Regions from separate parts of the Homo sapiens genome. Here region 1 is linked to region 2. The links are chromatin loops, found by intact Hi-C in ENCODE. Cell type or tissue: Caco-2. All regions are shown on one strand. Region 1 overlaps ATP2C2 (ATPase secretory pathway Ca2+ transporting 2). Region 2 overlaps MEAK7 (MTOR associated protein MEAK7).

Region 1 (2,500 bases), 78 kb before region 2:
GTCATTAAACACTAACTCCCCAGCCCGGTTACCTCTGCTCTCCTTTCTGTCTCTGTGAGTTTGACTATTTTAGGGACCTCCTGTAACTGGAGTCCTATAGGATTTGTCCTTTCGGGTCTGGCTTATTTCACCAGGCATAACATCTTCAAGGTTCATCCATGTTGTAGCATGTGTGGGTTTTGGGCAGTCACATTGAAGGTAATTGGGCTCTTATCCTGAGAGCACTGGAATCTCTGCAAGTGTTTTCAAGCATCGGGCGTGTGTGTGTGTGTGTGTGAGATGGGATTTATGTGTTTCGAGCCAGGTGCAGTGGCTCACGCCTGTAATCTCAGCACTTTTGGAGGCTGAGGCAGGCAGATCACCTGAGGTCAGAAATTTGAGACCAGCCTGGCCAACCTGGTGAAAACCCGTCTCTACTAAAAATACAAAAACAAATTAGTGAGGCGTGGCGGTGCGTGCCTGTAGTCCCAGCTACTGGGGAGGGTGAGGCAGGAGACTCGCTTGAACCCGGGAGGAGGAGGTTGTAGTGAGCCGAGGTCGCACCACTGCACTCCAGCCTGGGTGACAGAGTGAGGCTCTATCTCAAAAAAAAAAAAAAAAAAAAAAAGGAAAAGTGAATTCGGTGTAGTGAGTCACAAATGGCAAGGCTGAGGGCAGCTGAGTGAGTGTGGGGGATGGGGGGAGTGCCCAGCCTGCCTCCACCTGTGGTGTGCGCAAGAATCAAGCACTTTATTTGGTACGACGGGAGCAGATCTTGAGAATGGGGGGAAAAGTCTTGTGCAATCCACATTTTTCTTTGAAGTAACTCTACAAAGAATGCAATGTTGACTTAAGGAGGGCTCCCAATGGATGGCTAAGCCTGCTTAAAGATCTGCGTAATCGCTGCTGTGCTCCTGGGCACTGGGCATGAGTGAGAAGCAGCCGCATGAAACCGAGGTGGGTAGCACAGCTTTTCTAAGCAAATAGGCATTTGGGAGGAGATGGTTTGGGGTTGGGGAGGGCGGCTGTCAAGAAGGAAGAGTGGGATTTGCAATCTCTATTACAGCTAAAGGAGGAAGTTACTCAATACCTCTCCTGCTTCCTTTTTCCCAGTTTCCAGTAACCTGGTGGAAAAGGAAAAGATGATTATCACATCCTGGGTATCAGGATGCTAGGAATGGTTTTGCAAAAATACCTCACACTTTTCCGCTTCTGAGGTCTCCTTTGTATTAGCAAAGCCTCCCGAAGCCTCCAGGTGTTTCACGTGGCTTCTTTCCAGGCCCGCAGGTCTCAACACAGAGTGCTGGGACTTCCAGAACTTGGTTGTGTTTCCCCTCCCCTTTTCTTTGGTTATTTAAAATGTCCCATAGAACCAGGCTGTGATACCACCTATCATCAGTAGGAGGCACTCTCTGCAATATGGTGCATACTTGATGGAGAATCCTGGAAGTTCGAGGTTCAGGATTCTACATATGTATATTGTTGCCCTACTCTGTCCACTTACAAGTTTCAATTCTGTAAAATAAGTTCGCTCAGCCTGGGCAACATAGGGAGACCCTGTCCCTACAAAATATTAAAAAATTAGCCAGGCACAATAGCATGCACCTGTGGTCCTGCTATTCAGGAGGCTGAAGCAGGAGGATCACCTGAGCCTGGGAGGTTGAGGCTGCAGTGAGCTATGATTGCACCACTGCACTCCAGCCTGGGTGACAAAAAAAAAAAAAAAAAACTTGCTTAAAAATAGATGCATCAGTATTAGCCAACAACTAACAACTGGAACCCAGATATTCATCAACAGGAGAACAAATACAATGTGATCTACTCATACAGTGGAATACTAAGCTGCTGTGAAAATTAGCGTACTGTTGCTACATGCATTCTCACTTGTATAAATCTCACTAACAATGTTGAGTGAAAGAAATCAGACAAGAAAGCATGTATGAGTGTATACTGCATGGCACCATTTCCATAAAGTTCAAACCCTGGCCAACCTAATCTATGAGGATTGAAACCATGACAGCAGTTACCCCTCAGGTAGGTAGGTTGGCCAAGGGAGCATCAGGGGACCAGTCATATCTGTTTCTTAATTTGGGGGCTGGTTATAAGGGTTAGTTTGTGAGCTGTACACATATGCACACTGTGTGTGTGTGTTTTATGCTTTAAAAAAAACACATGTGGCCGGGCGCAGTGGCTCCACCTTTAATCCCAGCACTTTGGGAGGCCGAGGCAAGCGGATCACCTGAGGTCAGGAGTTTGAGACCAACCTGGCCAACATGGTGAAACCTCGTCTCTACTAAAAATACCAAAAAAATTTAGTGGGGTGTGGTGATGCGTACCTGTAATCCCAGCTACTCGGGAGGCTGAGACAGAAGAATCTCTTGAACCCGGTAAGTGGAGGTTGTGGTGAGCTGAGATCATGACACTGCACTCCAGCCTGGGTGACAGAGTGAGACTCCATCTCAAAAAAATAAACTAATAAAAATAAAAAATAAATTTAAAAATTAATCAGTACAAAAGTTCA
Region 2 (2,500 bases):
GATGTAGACACAACCTAAACATCCACCAATGGATGAACGGATAAAGAAAACGCGGTATATACCCTCTCATGCCAGTCAGCATGGCAATTATTAAAATGTCAAGAAACAATAGATGCTGATGAGATCGTAGAAAAACAGGAACGCGGCTGGGCGCAGTGGCTCACGCCTGTAATCCCAGCATTTTGGGAGGCTGAGGTGGACGGATCACAAGGTCAGGAGATCGAGACCATCCTGGCTAACACGGTGAAACTCTGTCCCTACTAAAAATACAAAAAAATTAGCCGGGCGTGGTGGCGGGCGCCTGTAGTCCCAGCTACTCGGGAGGCTGAGGCAGGAGAATGGCGTGAACCGGGGAGGTGGAGCTTGCAGTGAGCGGAGGTCACGCCACTGCACTCCAGCCTGGGCAACAGAGTGAGACTCCGTCTCAAGAAAAAAAAAAAAAAAAAAGAAAAAACAGGAACGCTCTTCCACTGTTGGTGGTAATGTAAATTAGTTCAACCATTGTGGAAGACAGTGTGGCGATTCCTCAAAGATCTAGAATCAGAAATACCACTGGACGCAGCAATCCCATTACTAGGTACATACCCAAAGGAATATAAATCATATGTTACAAAGATACATGCACACATATGTTCACGGCAGCGCTATTCACAATAACAAAGACATGGTATCAACCCAAATGCCCATTAGTGATAGACTGGATTTTAAAAATGTGGCACATATATACCATGGAATACTAAGTAGCCATCAAAAAGAATGAGATCATGTCCTTTGCAGGAACATGGATGGAGCTGGGAGCCATTACCCTCAGCAAACTGGCACAGGAAGAGAAAACCAAACACTGCATGTTCTCACTTATAAGTGGAAGCTGAACAGTAAGAACACATGGATGCAGGGAGGGGAAAAACACAGACTGGGGCCTGTTGGTGGTAGGGCTGCGGGAGGGAGAGGATTAGGAAAAATAGCTAACGCATGCTGGGCTTAATACGTAGGTGATGGGTTGATAGGTTCAGCAAACCACCATGGCACACATTTACCTATGTAACAAATCTGCACATCCTGCACATGTACCCTGGAACTTAATTTTTTAAAAAAGGAAGAGTATATATACACGATGGAATATTATTTGGCCATAAAAAGTGAAATCATGTCATTTGCAACAACATGGATGGTACTGGAGGTCATTATGTTCAGTGAAAAAGGCAGACACAGAAAGACAAATTCTGCATGTTCTCACTGATGTATGTCAGCTAAAAAAAAAAAAAAGTGGATCTCATGGAGGTAGAGAAAAGAACGATAGATACTAGAGGATGGGAAGGATATATGAGTGGGAGGGAGGGAGCAAGAGATGTCGGCTAGTGGGTGCAGGGAGCCGAAGGCCCGTGGGACGTGACCAACTCAGCATTCCACTGGAGGCTGTGTGATCAAACAGCAAACTGTTTATCATGAATGCAGGATGTGGGCAAACTCATGACTGCTCCTGCCAACAGGTTTGCTGGAGGCCATCACTCCCTGTCACCAAGGTTATCTACTGCGACATCTAGAGCCTGTTGTTTGAGGAATGCAGTCTTGCAAGCCTACTCCGGACTGAGCAGCTGACCCCTTCTTCCACCCCCCTTCTCACTATGTCTTTTGCATAACAAATACGGAGGGCTGTGTAAAGTTCAGGGCCCTTGTCCACTAGAGGCAAGGTGCCCCCTGACCCCTTCTTCCAAACATACTCTTTTGTCTCTTGTCTTTTATTCCCATGTTCGCCCCCTTTGTTCGGTCCCCCTAGGTCCATGAGGATTACTTAGTTGCACCCCAAACAGCAACAGAACCGGGTGCCCCACAAGGGGGTACAAACATACAGTTAGAAGAGATAAGTTCTCATGTTCTATAGCAGCACTGGGTGACCAGAGTCGGCAACAATGCACTGTGTATTTCACAGTAGACATAAGGGAAGACTTGCAATGCTTGGAATGTGGAAAGGATACTCAAGTTGACGGACACCCCTAAATACCCTCACTTGATCATTACACAGTCTACACATGTAGCAAATACATGTACCCCATAAGTATGTAAATATTATATCAACAAAATATAGTTTTTGTCTATCAGGTTAAAAAAACATATTTTAATACAGTTTTGCTGAAAACATGGCAAACAGGCACCCCGGTATATTGAGTATAAATTGAGCTCAAGAGGTTTTTTTAATTCATCTATATCTAAATAAAAGGCATATACCTCTCAATCCAACAATTCCAATTCTAAGAGTTTATCCCACAGACACCATCACAGCAAGGCACACATAAACGATATTCATGACAATGATTAGCTGCAAACAAAATGTTCCCCAGCTGCAGACGGTGGAACGCTAGGCCCGAGAGCATCCATATGGTGGGACATCACGCAGTCCATAAAGACAAGAGGGAGGCAGGTGGGTGGTTACGGACCTCCCTTTAAAAAAGAAAGCGAGGGACACATCAGTGTGTAAAAGACAGTGATGCCCAGGTGTGCA

What was found. A loop is a pair of places that touch in the nucleus more often than their neighbours do. Peaks named below come from ENCODE experiments on the same cell type or tissue, not always from the same donor. Only the 100,000 strongest peaks of a DNase experiment are listed, where the experiment ranks them.
Region 1: a loop joins it to region 2, with 29 times the contacts of the local background. A loop is called at or near these places in 3 of 110 quality-filtered maps.

The regions. Positions count from the first base shown.
Region 1 is chr16:84,395,966-84,398,465 of GRCh38, forward strand. All of the region lies in intron 1 of ATP2C2 (ATPase secretory pathway Ca2+ transporting 2), which reads left to right. Among named protein-coding and RNA genes, the nearest start is that of ATP2C2, 29 kb to the left of the region's middle. In Caco-2, a CTCF peak has its summit at 1,348 (motif pointing right); a DNase peak (open chromatin) is centred at 836.
Region 2 is chr16:84,474,259-84,476,758 of GRCh38, forward strand. It overlaps MEAK7 (MTOR associated protein MEAK7), which reads right to left. Exons shown (of 8, transcript NM_020947.4): 8 at 2,097-2,500. Among named protein-coding and RNA genes, the nearest start is that of ATP2C2-AS1, 8.1 kb to the left of the region's middle. In Caco-2, no CTCF peak of the experiment used is centred here; a DNase peak (open chromatin) is centred at 1,533.